Linked DNA regions of Mus musculus: all the other regions are linked to region 1. The links are chromatin loops, found by intact Hi-C in ENCODE. Cell type or tissue: heart. All regions are shown on one strand.

What was found. Peaks named below come from ENCODE experiments on the same cell type or tissue, not always from the same donor. Only the 100,000 strongest peaks of a DNase experiment are listed, where the experiment ranks them.
Region 2: a loop joins it to region 1, with 2.6 times the contacts of the local background. A loop is called at or near these places in 8 of 42 quality-filtered maps.
Region 3: a loop joins it to region 1, with 4 times the contacts of the local background. A loop is called at or near these places in 13 of 42 quality-filtered maps.
Region 4: a loop joins it to region 1, with 12 times the contacts of the local background. A loop is called at or near these places in 9 of 42 quality-filtered maps.

Annotation. Positions count from the first base shown.
Region 1 is chr15:3,211,682-3,216,681 of GRCm38, forward strand. It overlaps Gm52192 (a long non-coding RNA gene), which reads left to right and starts at 3,764. Exons shown (of 3, transcript XR_003951557.1): 1 at 3,764-4,008; 2 at 4,723-4,991. In heart, a CTCF peak has its summit at 2,222; no DNase peak of the experiment used is centred here.
Region 2 is chr15:3,437,159-3,442,158 of GRCm38, forward strand. The region is part of intron 2 of Ghr (growth hormone receptor); the gene reads right to left. Among named protein-coding and RNA genes, the nearest start is that of Ccdc152, 140 kb to the left of the region's middle. In heart, CTCF peaks have their summits at 2,046 (motif pointing right) and 4,577 (motif pointing right); a DNase peak (open chromatin) is centred at 373.
Region 3 is chr15:3,274,510-3,279,509 of GRCm38, forward strand. Selenop (selenoprotein P) reads left to right here. Exons shown (of 5, transcript NM_009155.4): 2 at 152-367; 3 at 1,058-1,270; 4 at 2,648-2,765; 5 at 4,593-5,000. The coding sequence starts at 165. Among named protein-coding and RNA genes, the nearest start is that of Selenop, 6.0 kb to the left of the region's middle. In heart, a CTCF peak has its summit at 3,112 (motif pointing left); no DNase peak of the experiment used is centred here.
Region 4 is chr15:3,353,542-3,358,541 of GRCm38, forward strand. All of the region lies in intron 3 of Ghr (growth hormone receptor), which reads right to left. All of the region lies in intron 4 of Gm41254 (a long non-coding RNA gene), which reads left to right. Among named protein-coding and RNA genes, the nearest start is that of Ccdc152, 53 kb to the left of the region's middle. In heart, a CTCF peak has its summit at 2,900 (motif pointing right); no DNase peak of the experiment used is centred here; H3K4me3 peaks cover 219 bases.

The DNA.
Region 1 (5,000 bases):
ATTACACTTCTTCAGGACCTCAGATGATCTCCTGCTTTAGGGTTTTCACTGCTGTGATGACAAAAATCTGAGGAATAACTTGAAGGAGGAATTTCTGATGTAGAGGATGGCAGAACATGTGTCTGTTGGCTGTCTTCATTCTCTCCTCTTATTCTGTATTCCTCTACAGGCTGTGTGAAAGTGTTGCCCACATCCCACACGTAGGGAAGGCCTCTCCCTTAACTAATTGCTTCTAGAAATGTCTCCACTGACATACCCAGAGGAGTGCTTATTTCTAGACACTTCTCAATCCAATCAAGTTGACAATTGAGATTGACCATTGTACTTACAAAGGGAAATACAGGGAGGGTAATCCCTCACAAGTCCTTGTGCCTCTCAACTTTGGCTACACATTAGAATCACCCAGGGGAGCTTGATCACAGCCAAGGGCCACCAGACATCCAGGTGACACTAGTGTGAGCCAACACCGAGAAGCCTGCTGTAAAGAGGCTGTAAATCAAGAGTTCAGATTGTAGCAAGATCCCAACTGTTTTTTTTACATGTCTACCTAACCATCAGCATATTTGTCTGCATTTATTGTGTTCACTTTCTTTTTTTTTCTTTGTATATTTTTTATTATGTATTTTCCTCAATTACATTTCCAATGCTATCCCCAAAGTCCCCCATACCATCCCCCCCACTCCCCTACCCACCCATTCCCACTTTTTGGTCCTGGCGTTCCCCTGTATTGGGGCATATAAAGTTTGCATGTCCAATGGGCCTCTCTTTCCAGTGATGGCTTACTAGGCCATCTTTTGATACATACACAGCTAGAGTCAAGAGCTCCGGGGTACTGGTTAGTTCATAATGTTGTTGCACCTACAGGGTTGCAGATCTCTTTAGCTCCTTGGATACTTTCTCTAGCTCCTCCATTGGGGGCCCTGTGATCCATCCATAGCTGACTGTGAGCATCCACTTATGTGTTTGCTAGGCCCCGGCCTAGTCTCACAAGAGACAGCTATATCAGGGTCCTTTCAGCAAAGACTTGCTAGTGTATGCAATGGTGTCATCGTTTGGAGGCTAATTATGGGATGGATCCCTGGATATGGCAGTCTCTAGATGGTCCATCCTTTTGTCTCAGCTCCAAACTTTGTCTCTATAACTCCTTCCATGGGTGATTGTTTCCAATTCTAAGAAGGGGCAAAGTGTCCACACTTTGGTCTTCATTCTTCTTGAGTTTCATGTGTTTTACAAATTATCTCTTATATCTCCGGTATACTAAGTTTCTGGGCTAATATCCACTTATCAGTGAGTACATATCATTTGAGTTCTTTTGTGATTGTGTTACCTCACTCAGGATGATGCCCTCCAGGTCCAACCATTTGCCTAGGAATTTCATAAAACCATAGGTGTGTAGGTTCAATTCTGGGTCTTCAATTCTATTACATTGGTCTACTTGTCTGTCACTATACCAGTACCATGCAGATTGTATCACAATTGCTCTGTAGTAAAGCTTTAGGTCAGGCATGGTGATTCCACCAGAGGTTCTTTTATCCTTGAGAAGAGTTTTTGCTATCCTAGGTTTTTTGTTATTCCAGGTGAATTTGCAGATTGCCCTTTCTAATTCATTGAAGAATTGAGTTTGAATTTTGGTGGGGATTGCATTGAATCTGTAGATTGCTTTTGGCAAGATAGCCATTTTTACAATGTTGATCCTGCCCATCCATGAGCATGGGAGATCTTTCCATCTTCTGAGATCGTCTTTAATTTCTTTCTTCAGAGACTTGAAGTTCTTATCATACAGATCTTTCACTTCCTTAGTTAGAGTCACGCCAAGGTATTTTATATTATTTGTGACTATTGAGAAGGGTGTTGTTTCCCTAATTTCTTTCTAATCCTGTTTATCCTTTGTGTACAAAAAGGCCATTGACTTGTTTGAGTTAATTTTATATCCAGCTAGTTCACCGAAGCTGTTTATCAGGTTTAGGAGTTCTCTGGTGAAATTTTTAGGGTCACTTATATATACTATCATATCATCTGCAAAAAGTGATATTTTGACTTCATCTTTTCCAATTTGTATCCACTTGATCTCCTTTTGTTGTCGAATTGCTCTGGCTAGGACTTCAAGTACTATGTTGAAGAGGTAGGGAGAAAGTTTTTTTATGTGCCTATGAGATTGCTGGCAGTTGGAAGGAGTGAATTTGAATTTTTCTGAAGTGGTACAATCCCCGTTGCAACACTAGGTGTCGCTGTAGAAAGGATGAAAGTTGTAAGGAAGCTGAATTGTAGTCTATTCGAAGGATGTCTGAGGGAATGATTGCACACAGACTCCTTTTCTAGAAAACAATATTAGTTGCTGGTGAAAGCATTTGGTTTCTGAAAATAAATCCTTAGATGTAGCTTTCTGAAGATTTCCTTGCCAGTATAACTCTTGGTATTAAGATACATCAGAATTAGACATAATTCAAGTGTTCTCTAAGAGAGAAATGATTATATTATATTATATTATATTATATTATATTATATATATTCAGTTAATTGATTTTCATGTAGATACAGGGAAGTTTGAAAAAGGCTGTTATGAACATTTAGTTTAAATATATCAATATATACAATCATATAATTGTCTAACAAACAAAAACCAACACAAAACTATTCAAGGAAAAGAAAACAAAAGACTGTGAATTGAATGCTGGGAACAGGATTTTCCAGGTTGTGGATGCCTTTTATTTTGTATATGATACTTTGATAATTGAAACTATTCCTGCAAACAAGTCCTAAGTCTCTCTCTCTGTCTCTGTCTCTGTCTCTGTCTCTGTCTCTCTCTCTCTCTCTCTCTCTCTCACACACACACACACACACACACACACACACAATCTTGTTTGTTTGTTTGTTTGTTCTTCTTGAGATGCCCTTAATACACGTTGGACCATTTCCATCTCCTGTTATTGTTTTCCCGTTTCAGAAACCTGGAAAGAGGCAGTATGTTCACACAGCATGATGTCAGTATGATAGGTTTACAGTTGTGTCTATGGTTCGATAAAATTTATTTTGATGCTTGTATTTTGTTCAAATTCTACTTTGTGGTTTATAAATGGGCAGATTGTGTTGTGTGTTTAGCTCTGTGGCAGGGTCGATAATTTCTGCCCATGAGTACAGATATAATTGATCTTGGGAAAATATAATAATAATAATAATAATAATAATAATATCTCTTGGGTCGATGAGATGACTTGGCAGGTAAAAGGAGCTTGCCTTGGCAAGTATGATGACCTAAGAACTTGATCCCTGAAATCTGCAGAAAAGTGGAAGGAGAGAACCAACTCCTGAAAGTTGTCCTCTGATCTTCATGTGAGCTCTGTGGCTCGCATACACCCCCCACCCACATCAGACACCTTCCCACAAAAGTAATGAGTATGGAAACAGTCTTGCTGCTGACTAAGCACTAAGCAGACCGTGATATCCATCTCTTAGGCAATCTCTTAAGAGAAAGATTATCTCATCTTTTAAACTCGTTAATCAGGTACAACAGGTAACCACTTTTAATTTTTTTTTTTTTTTTTTGGTGTAAACAATAACTAGACAGTTCCAGAGAGAGGGTTTTTTGGTAACAGCATCTGCTCAAAGATCTCATCTTAGACTCTCCAGGTAATAGGCTGCTTATCTCTGTGTGGTAATTGGGCTCATGCAGTGGAAAAACAAACATCTCATGCCATGCCTATGTGACAGATGGGGCTTTTGTACTTTGGAACTGAGGCATCTACCAAAGTCAGGCTCCCAGGTCCCAGGAAACAGAAAGGATGGCGTTGCCTCCCTTGATGTTTAGCATGTAGAGAGGCTGTAGGGTCTGGAAAAGAATATTTATTCCTGTGTCTTAAAGTTGGTTTAGCTTTTTAAACAGGGTGGGTGAGATGACCCAGTGCAGAAAGGTGCTTGCTGCTAAGTCTGAATTTGATCCTAGAACACACATGGTGTAAGTGAAAAACCAACTAACTGGCAGGGTGTCCTCAGATCTCCAGATCTACAAAAGTAAGTACCAAACATTTAACCGAGCTTGTACACATTGCAAAGACACAGAAATAACATCAAGGTCACACTTTCTAATCAGTGCTCCAGGAAAGGAAAGGAGTGATAGCTCCTCTTTTACCAGAAGCAGCACTGAGAATTTAGGCCTCTTAACCCCAAATTTGTCTTTTCATTGCCAGTGGCCTTAGCAGGCTCTACTTAGAATGTTCTGTTAGAAGGCTCTTAATTGATGAACAACTTGTGCTCTCCCAGCCTTAACAGTCTCTCCACACTGATAAAGTGACTGGAAGCCCCTCTACAACTCAACCAATGTCTCCTCTCCTCTCCTCTCCTCTCCTCTCCTCTCCTCTCCTCTCCTCTCCTCTCCTCTCCTCTCCTCTCCTCTCCTCTCCTCTCCTCTCCTCTCCCCTCCCCTCCCCTCCCCTCCCCTCCCCTCCCCTCCCCTCCCCTCCCCTCCCCTCCCCTCCCCTCCCCTCCTTTTCTTGGTTTCTACTGAGTTTGGTAAGTATTACTTGGAGAGATAAAACAGGTCAGAGGGAAGGAGGGGAACATGTTACCTCCAGAACCAGCGTTTATTCTTAATGCTCGGCTCCTCACTGGCTCTGGTCTCCATCTGAGCTCAGAAATGCTTAGCATAGAGAGTTATGCACAAGTCTTTCTCTTAGAAGCTGGTCCCCATGTGTGAGAGCAATCACATCCTGCATCCTCCACATGCAGGTCGTGCACTTCATGAAGCATGTGCTTGCCTGCCATGGTGTGTATATGCTTGGCCCAGGGATTGGCACTGTTGGGAGGTGTGGCCCTGTTGGAGTAGTTGTGTCACTGTGAGCATGAGCTTTAAGACCCTCATCCTAGCTGCCTGGAAGCCAGTCTTCTCCTAGAGGCCTTCTGATGAAGATGTAAAACTTTCAGCTCCACCTGCACCATGCCTGTATGGATGCTGCCATGCTCCTGCCTTGATGATAATGGACTGAACCTCTGAACCTGTAAGCCAG
Region 2 (5,000 bases), 230 kb after region 1:
TCAGAAAGTATAATCCTTCAAATGGTTTTTCTTTATACTTTCTTGTTTGTTTGTTCTGAAATATACATTCATATTTTTCAGTCTACTGTATTTTAAACAAAGGTGATTCTTTGTTTAAAAGATACTCATACGCTTAAAAACTCAATAAGGAAAAATTAAGACAAGGTTACACACCCTCTTTTTGGTGTATAGGACTCTTGGGCTCAGTGTTTAGGAATGACTGATCTCATGTATGTGACAATTCCATATTTTGACCCTTAAAACTACCATGTTATGTATACCATTTCTCTAAAAATCAACTAACCAAACAAGCAAAAACAAAAGCTGCCTCTGCTATGCTCAGTGCCACGTGTTTGGGCTTTTTTTAGCCAAGCATTCTTCACCTTTACTAGCTTTGGCTGGAGATCCAGTCCTCTAGTTCAGATGTCCTCTATGACCTGGCAAGAGGGGACCTTTGAGGTCAGTGGGGCCCTGGGGGAGGAATGGTAAAGAGTAGAGAGTCTGGAAAGATATTCCAAACGCACTGCTTTCTTGAAGGATAACTCTGCTTCCTGTTGCTTTTCATGGGCATTACCTCTGCAAAATGAGGGCACTGTGCCCCTAAACGGATGAAGACAAGTGTTGTTCAAGTGTAACCTCTTGCCTAAGAGCAGGTATGAAATCTCCAGAGTGTTTGTCCTTTCTACCCAAGCCCAGTGGTTCTTTTTTTCAATTATAGGGTCAATTTCTCTTTTAATTAAAAAATCTTTACATTTATATTTTGAGAATTTCTTATACCATTACTGTAGTCACATAATTTCTGCCCTTCCTTCCTCCAAGTCTCCCCACTTTCTCCCAACTCCTCAAATTCATGGCCTCTTAGCCTTTAATTATTATTGTCATAATCAGACACACATACATATGTAAATAACATGCTGGGTTAATGTATTTTTGTTCATGTATACATGTGTCTAGGGATGACTGCTTGGGGTTGGGCAACCTATTGGGGACTTGTCTGTAGAGAAGACCGATTCTTCTGCTCTCAGCACTTAACAGCTATTAATTATGTAGGGTACATTTCTAACTTTAAAACAAAAAAAAATCACTCATTTAAATATAGTGTTAGAAAAAAGGTGCTTTCTCTTGCCCTAAAGCCCATTATCATTGGACATGGATACTTTAGTTGGAAAGTATTATTAACCATCACAAACCCTGACACATATGTACCCTTTCCTTCTAAATACTTTCATGGACTCTTTGAAAGTTTGGAGAGTGACCTAGGACACAGGAGTGTGCTGTAAGGGCCAACATAGTCAGAGAAGGCTAAGGAGGAGGAAAGAGAATGAAACCATGTTCCAAGGTGCCTAAAAACTCTGACTTCTGTTTTCTTCTTCTACACGTGATAACAGCTTACGTTTATACAGGCTTTTTGAATGTTCTTTATATGTCTCAATCCTCTCAATAACCCTTTGTGTTAAGTATCTAATTATCCCCTTTTATAAATGAGGAAACAGAGGCATAGAACAATGAAGTCACTTCTGTGAGGTCAGCAGGGTCAGCATGGAATCCAGCCTATGTCCTGACCACTATCAGCTGTACTGCCTGCATACTATATAACCACCTGTGACTCTCATTAGGTTAGCATCACTGATAGTACATTAGAAAATGTCTCTCTCAGACCTATGAGTTTACCTCCACCTTTTTTTTTTTCTTTTTAGGTTTCTTCAAATAAAATACACTTTTTGGTATTTATTCAGAATTTCATTTTCAAAACATAAAGATACATATATTCTTTGACATCTCCAAACTTCAAAAGGGTTCATAAGCAGGGGAATAGTACATACTATTTAAGTATAATTTAAAAGCAAAGAAACTATGGAAACAGAAACAGACTAAAAACAACGTCAGAAAATAGATAGCAATTCTTTTTACACCTTATGAAACCTTCAGTGCTTGCTATAGGAAGAGATTGAAAGGATATGTAGCAGGTACCTGATTTATTTATTTATTTATTTTATATATGTGAGTACACTGTTGCTATCTACAGACACTCCAGAAGAGGGCATCAGATCCCATTACAGATGATTGTGAGCTACCATGTGGTTGCTGGGAATTGAACCCAGGACCTTAGGAAGAACACTCAGTACTCTTAACCACTGAGCCATCTCTCCAACCCTGAAACAGGCTCCTGAATCTCAGCTGCCAGCCATTAGAACGTTCAAACTCAAATACATGTAAAAATAAGATACAACCCCAGCATTTATATGGGCCTATTTATTCAATAACAGGCTTAATTGTGAATCCTTTTAGTTGTGGTGGCATCTTAGCATTGTTGACAGACTGTTTATGAGTTAGAAAACTAAAGGAGAAAAATTGAGGAGGGGATAGAAGGAATCCTTGGAGCTGAGAGCCAGGAGGCAAGAAAAGCACCAGTGGGCAGGACAGCAGGAAAGCAGATTCATTAATTCTTGATTTATTAATTCTTCTGGAACCTCAACTGTTGCACAAAACACAGATCGTGTGGAGTAGGAAGGGCTTTTGCAGGCTTTGGATGAGTCTGGTCTGTAGATTCACACGTGTAAACTAACAGGGGTTTAACAGTTGCCCTGGAAGCCTGGAAATTTATTTACCTAGCAGATAACAAAGTTTAGAAGTAGCTGGGCGTGGTGGTGCACACCTTTAATCCCAGCACTTGGGAGGCAGAGGAAGGTGGATTTCTGAGTTCAAGGCCAGCCTGGTCTACAAAGTGAGTTCCAGGACAGCCAGGGCTATATAGAGAAACCCTGTCTTGAAAACAAACAAACAAACAAACAAAGAAAAAACCAAAGCTTAGAAGTGATGAGAAATCCAACTTCAAGATAGTTTTCTTTTCTTACTTTACCAGCCATGTAGGGAGACAGAGCCAATCCAAATTTGAAAAGAAATCCTTCAGTCTCCATTGAGAAGTGTCATGACAGAGGTACACCCCTCCCTGTAGTATAGTTAGAAAGTCGAGGAGCTTGGGGCTGGAGAGTCAGCTCAGCAGGTGAGAGCACTTGTTACATTTGCGGAGTACCTGGGTTCAGTTCCCAGCACCTACACTCTGACGCACAATCATCCGAAACTCCAGTTGCAAACCTGACACCCTCTTCTGACCTCCACTGACACCACACATGCATGCACTCACATACACGTGAACAGGCAAAAGATTTATAAAATAAAATCAATAAATCTAAAAGATATTAAGAAGAGGTTGAAGATGTTGTATGAGAGTATGCTACTAAGAATAATGCTGCATAGCTGTTATTCAAGAAAAATTGGCCAATAGAAACCTCACACTAGTGTGTGCCTTAAGGAAAATTACTAAAATAAGCTAACAAAAGAAGAATATGAAAAACCATCACACACTAAAAAGGGTAAGCTTAAAGTTGTTGGTGATCATATGTGATTTGGGGGTAGGAGAGGGGTAGGCATTTATATTGGTGCTCGAGTTAAGGTTCTGCTCTGCTGGTTATCAAATAAATAACTAGTTTTCCCCAAAGCTGGTAGAAGACAGCAGCTGCCTCATGAAATCTAGGATCAACTGCATCAGCTGTGTAGTTTTTACAATCTTTATCATCCATCCAAAGTTACCTACCTCAACTTAGCTCCTCTGCTAAGCAACTCTGGATCCGGCCCATTGGACTTGCAAACTTTATATGCCCCAGCACAGGGGAACGCCAGGGCCAAAAAGGGGGAGTGGGTGGGTAGGGGGTGGGGGGGTGGGTAGGGGGTGGGGGGGTGGGTAGGGGGTGGGTAGGGGGTGGGGGTATGGGTCTGGGGGACTTTTGGGATAGCATTGAAAATGTAAACGAGGAAAATACCTAATTTTAAAAAATGAGGACTGGGGTTTGTAGAGAGACAGGGTAATTGTTAAACACTAACAACATGAATGCTGAATGGTTTTGCCACAAATACAGTAAGTACCATTAAGTTGGATCGAACATCATTTCCCATAGAAGTTATTTTCATATTACTAAATAGAAGACCAGACAATGAGAACCTTAAAGAAATACAGGAGAGCCTTAATCTACCCAGGTTGCATTGCGGGACTAGCTGTTCCACTAGCTGTGTGATATTCCATGACCTTTAAAGGCTTTTTAATTTTACTGCTTCTTGGATGAGACAGGACCACCCCAGGATCTCAAAGGACCTAGGATGACATCACTTCACAATGATAATACCCAATCAATACCCTTTCACCTTGTTACTTGGTGCCTGGAAGGAAAGAAACCCTGCAACTTTTAAATTTTTCCAAAATCCAAATGATGAGGAGGTAGATGAAGAACTATTTTATTTTTTGAGAGAGTGGAATTTGGGATTTATGTTAGAAAAAGAGGAGGATGGTAGAGAGGAGGAAGAGGGAGAATAGAGAGTGTAATCTTGTGGTAGAAGCCTGAAAAGAAGCTCATGTATAGGTGCCAGTCTATTGTGTGCCAATGAAGTCTAAACAGCTTGAGGTGGTCCTGATAATTCCTGGCATAGTTATGGTCAGTGATATCCAGTGCGGGCATGTGGTGACCTGTGTGCATTAGTCAGTTCTTGGTTGGTTACTATTTTGCTACTTGTCAGCACTTCCACTAGAGGGCAGCAGGTGGAAAGGCGAGGATGTCAAAATGGATTAACATTGATTGGTATTTGATGACAGAGGCTGTCAAGGTTAAGTACTGAGGGAGACAAATCATAAATTAAGTGGGGAAGTGAGTCTCATAGCTAGTGGGTTTCCATCTCTAGTGAAGCCCTGGATGACTGAAGGAGCTCAGCACCAGGAGGAGGATGGAAAAAGCTTTTTATCAAAGGAGCCCTTTTGCTTGTGTTTGGAGTTTTTCATGTGTGCATGAGTGCATACACATGAACATGCACATACACACACACAAACCAGACAGACGGACACACACACACATCAGACACACAGGCACACACAGACATAGACATGTGCATACACAGATGCACACATTCATTCACACTGATACACGCAGATGGACACACACAGACACATACAG
Region 3 (5,000 bases), 63 kb after region 1:
GGCTCATGACAATGGCGTAATGAGCCTAACAAAATGGAAATAGAATCCATATGCTAAGTTATAATAAGTAGCATTGTACCTACCGTGTTTAAAGAAATTCATAGCAATGACTGTGAAGTTATCAATGAAGATTACATCTCTTGTTTTATAGGACAACCTCAGCAATGTGGAGAAGCCTAGGGCTTGCCCTGGCTCTCTGTCTCCTCCCCTATGGAGGAGCAGAGAGCCAAGGCCAAAGCTCTGCTTGTTACAAAGCCCCGGAGTGGTACATAGGAGATCAAAATCCAATGCTAAACTCAGAGGGCAAAGTGACAGTGGTTGCTCTTCTTCAAGCCAGCTGATACTTGTGTCTTCTGCAGGCATCCAGGTAAGTGATCTTTTAAGGCTTAGGATATTCTTAGCGAAAGGTTATTAAATATTAATGTATGCATATAAAAGGCAATATAAATAGGAATAATGTAATGGTTAAATAACACCTTTGAAGACAAATATGTTTGCATAGCACACATCTAATGAAAAGATGAGGGCATCTTATAGCTGTACACACACACACACACACACACACACATACACACACACAAACACACACATACACACCATACACCATGGATATATCCAGTACTACCAAAATGTTTACTGTGGCATTCCTGGGCTTTGAACATGTTTTCCTATTAGTGGAGCAGATTCTTTAAGAGCAGAGAAAGGCTGCAAGCCAGTACACACACTAAATGCTAAGATGCTAATAAAAGGTCCTGCATCATTTAACAACCATAAACAAAAAACATTGGTTGACTCATCCACCAACTATTAGTGGCATAACATTCTGTATATATGCAAAGTGAATCTAAGTTTATCTAATTTGAAGCTCATGTTCATGCAAACATTTAGCATTGTTTCAAGTTATAAATAACTGTAAAAGTAAAAGTTGCCTTATAACAAACACAAAAATAAGCCAGTTAAAAATAATAAGAGAATCGCAGAACGCACAAAGAATGTAGATGGCAGAACAGATAAGCAAACTAAATGTCATCATTAATTTCATGTGTTTTTCCCCTAGATTGGAAGACCTGCGCATAAAACTAGAAAGCCAAGGATATTTTAACATCTCTTACATTGTTGTTAACCATCAAGGATCTCCTTCCCAATTAAAACACTCACATCTTAAAAAGCAGGTGTCAGAACACATCGCAGTGTACAGACAAGAAGAAGATGGCATAGATGTCTGGACTCTCTTAAATGGAAACAAAGATGACTTCCTCATCTATGACAGGTGAGCTGTCCTCCGGGCCCTTCCTATTTATTTACTTTTACTGCACACAGTGGTCTTCTTCACTACCGAATGCCACAGTTCACCTTTCATCTCATGGGACTCCTTACTGTTGGAGACATTTTCAGTTTCTACCCTATGGCAGACTCTGCCCTGCTATTTCTTTCCACAGCTTCCTGTTGCCTCCTCTCCCCTTCCTCCCTCCCTCCTTCTCATTCTTCCTACTACATTCCTCCTGTTAACAACTTTGTATTATTCAGGGGGATTCAGTTTTCTTCTCTTCACACTGAATATTCTGCAAAAAAAAACATGGTCTTGGGGGGATGGCCTTGCTGCCATCTGCCCTTCAGAAAACTGTGACAGGCAGGTGTTAAGGAATTGTAGTCATTCACCAGCTCCTAAGTCTTACATCTATGATTAATAAAATATTCATAGTTTTAGAGAATTTCAATGCATATATTGTCTTCTGTAAAATATTCTTAGTTGATGCTTGCTTTCTTCTGTCCTACAGGGGCCGAATGTTTCCTTTGCCTCATGTTACATATCATTTTAGCATTACATTTCATTCTTTCAGGCTTCTAAACTAATCTAGTCAGTGGCAAGTACAACAGTTTGCCACTCATGTAAAGATGTATATTTTGGGTACAATATCTGTAAAAATGGACATTTCAACTTTACCATTTTTGAGAATGTCAAATTGTAATTCTAGCTATTTTATTTTATTGGAGACTTTATTGTGTCAGGTCTTTGAATAGTGAGCTAGTGAGCACAGGGCATCCATGTGCCAGTACTTGTGACATTCAGTAGACAGGAGAACCATGAGTTTCAGGCTAGCTTAGATGCCACAGTGAGTTCAAGGCTAAGATGAGTTATATTATGAGAATCTACCTTAAAAAAAAAAATCGGGGACTGGGGATGTAGCTCACTGACAGAGTAATTATATAGCAGATGTAAGGGCTGGGTTTGATTCCTACACTACAAAAATAATAAATAGATAAGAGTCTGCCCCAAACTTGGATATTGCTTTTGTTGTGCTATGATTTCTGCTTCTGTAAAATTTATCTTGCCTAAGCAGTTATGAAAAGCTCCCATGATTAGTCTTTGGCAGACTATAAAATTAAAATTAAATATATATTTGAGTCAGTTATTATACATTTTTTATTATTTAGTAACATGTATAATTCAAAATTTTAAGATTAAACTCAGTGTATTCTTGCTCTAATCTGACCTGGTATACATCCTGGAAACTCAGTTGTAGACTCCAATCAAGGAAATCTATTAAAGGCATGGAAGGGTCTTGGCCCCTGACACCTAATGCAATGTAGACCAGGTAGGGTTGCAGTACAGAAACTACAGTAGAACCTTATGTTTGCCTTTTAGATGTGGCCGTCTTGTGTATCACCTTGGTTTGCCTTACTCCTTCCTCACATTCCCATATGTTGAAGAAGCCATTAAGATCGCTTACTGTGAGGAGAGGTGCGGAAACTGCAATCTCACGGTAGGCATTTTTCTCAATTGCTTTTACTGGGGGATAAAGAGAAAACTCTTAAAAAAATCTATCTAATAAGTGGCTTGCTATCGATTATAAAAGGAAAAATTTTAATGCATGATTTGTGTTAGGTAACACACCTTAAAACATATTTTCAAGATTCATATTGATGCTTTTATCTAGAAAGCCTTTCAAAACAAACAAACCATGACTGGAGAGATGGCTCAGTGGTTAAGAATACTTGCTGCATTTGCAGAGAAGCCCCATTTAGTCCCCAGCACCCACACAGCAGCTTAGAGCCATTTAATTCCAGTTCCAGGGGACCCAGTGCCCTCTTCTGGCCTAAGGGTACCAGGCACAAATGCAGTGCTCTCAATACATGGAGCCAAGGGACTCATATACATGAAGTAAAAATAAATAAACATCTAAAGGTAATAAAAAACTATCGTAGACCACTATGTCAGCTACTAATGAATGCTGTTGCATAAGGATAAGTGCTCGAAGAATTTAGTCAACATTTAAAATATTCTGACTGTGGTAACCTGGGCATGTTCAGAGAAAAGCTCATCTGTGATGTTACTGGTCAGGGAACTGAAACTAGATAACTATTTAATTTGTCCCTTGATTCAGGACAACCAGCTTTGCTAAAGAGCTAGCCTCTTTTTCTTCTGTTAGTTGAAGTATTACACTCCTCTGAAAAAGGAATGTATACCACTAATTACTTGATATCTCCTCATAACCACGAAAATATTTACTTCTTGTTATGAGAAAGAAGTACATTTAAATATTTCTATAAAAATTTAATTTTTATTGACTAAAATTTTTTCTTTTGCACTTAAAATATCTTTAAACAGTATTTCCCAAATTGGCCAGAGTGTTAAAATTTAAATTCAGGTTCAAGAAATATTCTGAAATTATATAGGAATTGACTAATGTTGTTGGCAGGTCACATTAATCGTACCACTTTGATTTTAATATTTATAAAATTCTGAATGTTAGTTTCAGATTTTAAAGATGAGGATACTGGGTTGCAAATAAAGCTCTTAAACTTGAACCAACACTAAATAATTAGTGCTATCAAGATTTAATTTTTTATATTTTGGGGTTACTTCTGGTTTTGCATTTGTGGAAATGCCTGCTCTAAATGTCCAGCCATATTGGAAAAAAAAAGGCAGAAAGATTTCATATAATTGGCTTAAAACTTATAAACTATTTGCTAAGGAGAATAACATAGCATAGGATCTGATATCTACATCAAATCAGCACCTTTCTGTTTTGCTGTCAATTATATGATACCTTATTTGTTCAACCAAGAGAGAAAAAAGCTGCTGTCAATTAAAGTAGGCTATGATGGCTTTTTTATCCAACAGAACTGTGAAAACACTACCAAAGCTTTGATGAAATTAAAAACATTTTCTCATGAAGCAGAATGTAAAGTTGCCAGTCTTTACTGACATCTTTGAGTTGTCAGAGAGAAGCTATTTAGCTTTAGAAAACAGGATTAGATCAGATGGCAGGTTTGCAAAGTGACTTGTAGCAGAACCGATGTTAAGATTCTGAAATATTTGGCTGACTTCATTAGGATGTAAGTTTTTTCAGCCAGTTTATTAAGTTTTGATTTTACAGAGAGAAATCTAGTAGTTTTGCTTCTTTAAACCTATTATAAAAATTTTAGACATTGAGACTAGGATAGGGCTCTTTTTCGTTGATATACTAGCCAGGTGTATCCCAATTCACTTGTTGAAATAACATATGTTGGCCCTACACGTAATTTTTTCATGCGTTCATGATAATTCTATAAGCATGTTAACAAGTGGGTTTATAAATTTGTTCCAGAGTCTTGAAGATGAAGACTTCTGTAAAACTGTGACCTCAGCTACTGCCAATAAAACTGCGGAGCCCTCAGAGGCTCATAGCCACCACAAACACCACAACAAACATGGGCAGGAGCATCTTGGCAGCAGTAAGCCTTCAGAGAATCAGCAACCAGGGCCATCAGAGACGACTCTGCCTCCTTCAGGCTTGCACCACCACCACAGGCATAGGGGCCAGCACAGGCAGGGTCACTTAGAGAGCTGAGACACCACAGCAAGTGAAGGCTTGCACCTTTCACTTGCCCAGAGGAAGCTCTGACGAAGGGGGTGCATCAACCAGCTCCTGTGTAAGTTGTCTAAGGAGTCCGAGGCAGCCCCCAGCAGCTGCTGCTGTCACTGCCGCCACCTCATATTTGAGAAGTCAGGGTCT
Region 4 (5,000 bases), 140 kb after region 1:
TTTCTCAAGTGTTTATACTGAAAGGCCCTTCAGATACTGAGTCTTGGGGGGAAACATGCCAAATAGGGATTGCATTATCAAAGTGAAGCAGCATGTACTGAATCCTGGGGAAGCGGGGTGTGGGGGGCACAATTCCATGTAATAAAGATGCAAAACTGCTTCTGTAGCTCTCAGAGGATGGCAACATGGTCAGCATGACTCTCTGCTGTCCATGATTGGTTTGGTGTCTCTCAAATAGATCAGGTCTTGACTTCCACTGGCATGGAGTGAACATGTGAGCTCACAGCTGTCTTCCAGGACTTCTCCCATTGTACTTTCTAATACACTACAAGAGTTCAGCTAAGAGTCCAACTGTGTAAGTTGCTGAGTCACGGAAGTTAGTGTAAAATTCTTGGAAGCAGATCCTGGGAGCAAGGTTGACTCTCAGGCTTCATCTCCGTGTGAGTCCAGAGAGAAGAGCTATGGTAAGCTTTGGCAGAGAGTTACAAATGCCCATGGATCACATCATTAATATAACCATGGAAAGATGAGCTTGGAAACTAGTGGGATTTGAGGTTGATTCTCAAATGTACAACTTGCTAGCAGAATTATTGTCCTTATTCTTTATAGTCACTGAGATGTGAGTTACACAGTACTTGACTTGTGGTTAGTTTTTGGCAAATAACTACTACCAGGACTGAGGAGAGCTACACACTATTTCTAGTGCTTTAGTAGGTCTAGATACAGCTGGGAATTGACTTTCAAGGAAAAACAGCAAAACTTTACTTGATCTTAGTCTTCATAATTAAAATTAAAATTAAAAATATTTCATAATTAAAATATGAACCCTTGGCAAGGTGAAACTCCTCATAGCTAACCAAAATGGAAGCATTTTTTTCTATTTGTCTACTCAGAATTTCTATATTAAGTATCTAGAATCCAACAGAACTTTTTACACCTCTGCACTTTGGGTATTTTAGACTAGGTAATCCATGTTCCCAGTGCCTTATTGTGCATTTGAAATATTTAACATCATTCCTACCCTCTGCCTACTAGATGCTAGGAGCACTCTTTGCATGATGGCCATGTCTCTCCACATTCCTAGAATTTACATCTTGGGCAACAGAATCACATTTGATGACAATAGCTTCTGAATGTAAATGTATCACAGAATTATAAAACTATTCTGATTACTTTTAACTTGAGTAATTGAAAAAATATTTTTTGTGTAAAGTACATGCATGCTATTTGTGTGTGTGTGTGTGTGTGTGTGTGTGTGTTGTAGGTATGAACATTTTATGGTATATGTGTATGGAAATCAGAGGACATGCTTCATTATTGGGTCTCACCTTCTTCCTTGTTTGAGACACATTTCTTTGTTCTTCATAATTGCCTATACCAAAAGAGATGATCCATGAGCTCTGGAGTATTGGAGATACATGCTGTTGCACCATGGGTTCTGGAAGTCTGAATTGAGTTCTCACACTTGCATGGCAAGTGTTTTGTCAACTGAGTCATCTCTTCAGTCTTCCCCCATCCCCTGACTTTGGATATAAGCAGAACATTTACTTAAGCATTGTGTAAAAGTATTCTAGAAGAGATTAGGTTCCTACTGTATGCCATACTCCTAGCATGTGCTTTGTTATTTCATACACACACTTCTGTGTATAAAATGTTGTGTGTTAGTGTTGTGATCCTCACTTATAGCTAACGGGATGCTTCTGAGAGGTCAGATAATTTCTTGACAAAACACAGATGCAGTAAATGGTAAAGCTGGAACATGAAACCACAATTTTCTCACTTCAAAGTTCTTCTCCCCATATGGTATGCTGTAGGATTTTTCATTCTTGGCATTAAGTTCAAAGAGTTATAAGCATCTATGAGCTGCTAGATAGCTGTAGAGACCAAGGCTAGAGACTAAGTGCTGTGGACACAATCTGAAAACACCTTATTTTTAACCTTTTACTCCATGTATGTAAGATAAATGGGAAAACATCATAATTATGAGAAACATATGCAATGCCTTCAGGATGTGCTAGATTTTTTTTTTCACAGAAATGAGAAACTGAAGATGTCCCAGACTGAAAAAAACCCGTCTGACTGATGGAGAAAATAAGACTCATAAGAACCCCAAATGAAACATTGTAACATATACTGAAAACACTATGTAGTGTTGTTTAAATAAAGGGGATGCAACATTCTAAGCTAGCTTGGGAAATAGGTTATTTACAGGAGCTCACTTCTAAATTTCCTTAAGAGGTCAGGAGGCTGGAGATATATATATGATTAGCCTATATATTGGTGGACAACAGTCCAGGGACAGCTCTCAAGAATAAAATCACTGCCTGCCATTTGGTCCTTCCTATTCAAGTCAGGAGCTCTGCTCACTTCTATCTATAACCAGAGGTCAGATATTCTCATAGAAATGACATTCATACAAGCACAGAGCTGTCTTCTGGGACATGGCTTTGGCTTATTTAGAGTCATAGATTCTTAGAGCTTGAAGCTAGCCAGACTTGCCATCCCATTTTACCACAAGCAGAAAAAGATGCTGTCTAAAGAGGGACCGAACTTCCAATGATCCTGTGGTTGGTAAAGAGTGAGAGTGTGTTCTACTGCCTCTATGAAGTAAAAATCATGGTTTCTGTTGTTTTGTGCTTACTATGTACCCAAGAGTTGCAAAGCCTAATTAATATCCAAGGGTACCATTTTCAGGGCTTGGCTTGCTCCTGAGCCCCTAGACTGTATGACAGAAAATTATGATGATTTTTAGGTCACAGCAATAAAGTGGAAGCTTATGAGAAATCAAAATGAAGAGTCATTCTGAATAGTAAGTTATGTTCCAGCATCCAATGAATTAAAATTTCACATGTCAAAAAAAAAAAAAAAATCACATGTCACTACATTTCAATACACTAGGTGGCAGCAAATAGGTATTTAGGTACACCGTCAATAGATAGGCAGACTGGAAACAAAATGAAACTAAGTCTTTGGGTTTAATGAAAGGGGATTAATTTCTTGATGCTCTCAAACATGTACGCCAAAGCCAGAGCTTTCTCATAAGCTTTCTTTACCAAGGTTGCCCTTACAAACTATTAGTGGTGGACAACTACAGCTTGGAGAGCTTGGAGCTGTTCAGGTTGCTGCTTTCTGGGGAGGCGTGGCAATAGGCTATATATTTCAAGAATGGAGAGTAACAGTCAGGGAGAGGGAATGGGCAGGTTTAAGGGAGCATGTTGCAGGATATGCTCCAGAATCAAAGGGCTGAAAAAGAGATGTTAGCAGGCTGGTGGGGAATCCTGGCAACAGAGATATTTGTTAAATTAAGTAAAATTAGTATCTACACGTTCAGCCATAGGGACCCAAAAGATTATCTAGTGTCGCAGTTGGTTATGTCAGGTGATCCATTAAGGGATAGAAAGAAATTAAGAGGGATTTCTAATACTGCGTATCAGATTCATACAGAGTCACTAAGCCCATGTACATGAGTCACATGCTATGGGAGGAACTTCACACAAAGAGTGGAAGGGTCATGATTCAGAGTGCCTGTTCATAAATTAATCCCTCATCTCTTGGCATTGCAGAAGTTTTTCAGGCTCTTCTTGGCTGATTTAAAGGGTATATGGACTGAAAAGATGTAGCTCAGCTATAACTGTCTTGTAACAAAGAAGTGGCTTAAAAGATTCATATAAAGAAATTTCAAATCAAAGATGAGCTGATAATGTTGTCTTACTGATCAGAATGCAGCCGATGGCATGCTCTTCATAGCCTTAGAACAAGCTCTCAGTTGCTCCAAGCAAATCCAATGGACGGTAGCCTCCAAATCAGAAAAGGCTCTGAAGACTACTCAAACAGAGATTAACTTCTATTCTTATTATGGATGGACTTCTAATTTGATGTGTACTGCAACACCTTTAAAATAACATGTTGATAAACAAGATATAGACTCTGCCTTCAAATTCCTGTTTTATAAACCACTAAATGAGAATTATCTCTCCCTAAATAAGTAAACTTGTTTAAAGTATATCTCAAGAAGCATTCTGCTCTAATAAATATTAAACACCTTTCAGAATATCATTTGATTCAGCTATATATAAAATTTAAATATGTATATATACATATGCATATAGATTATAGTGATATGTGTTGAATTCAGGGCCTGAGTAGAAGCTAAGAAAGCTCTCTACCACTGAGGTATATCCAATCCTATGAATTTATTTTTGTGTATAGCCTATGATAAACAAAATAGAGTACTATGTATGTGTAAGGAATTTTTAAGCATGTGAACATGCAAACTGGCTATATGACTATGATACTAATGGGCTATAGGATCCAGATTTTTATGACTTGAGACAGCTTAACATATTTATAAATAAATAAGTAAAATGAAGCAAGAGACCTAGACTCTCGGTCTTCTGAATTAGTCCACTTTCCATTACCATTAAGAACTATCTGATGCTGAGGAACTTATAAAGAAAAGACATTTATTTATTTATTTTGCAGTTCTGAGACTCAAGATCAAGCGTTTTGGCTTCAGTTCATCTCTGGTGAGGGGCAATGGAAGGTTGGGAGTGTGGTGAGAAAGATCTCATGGTGACATAGGACGTCAGAGGGACTAAGTAGTTTGTGTCACATGTTTTTAAAGAATATCTTTCTTGTGAATGAATTGTGATTTGCTAAGAACTATATTAATCTCTTCCAAAGCTAAGGTTCCCAATAATCTAAGAACCATTTTCTAAACACAGCCTCTTAAAGTCCCACCACCTCATAATACTGCCACACTGGGACCAAGTTTCTGACATGAATATTTTTGGAGACACACCATATAGAAACAATAGCATCTCTACAGAAAATAAACTGTCAGTTTGTTATTTAAACACTTCCATTTTATTCTCTTTGGCTTCCATATTTCCCCTGATGTTGCCAGCTATACACTTTTGTGCAAAGGTCCAAGATAGAGAGTTGAGATTTTTATTCCATTTTAATGCTCCAGATGCCTTCCTCCCTAAAGACTTCTCTGT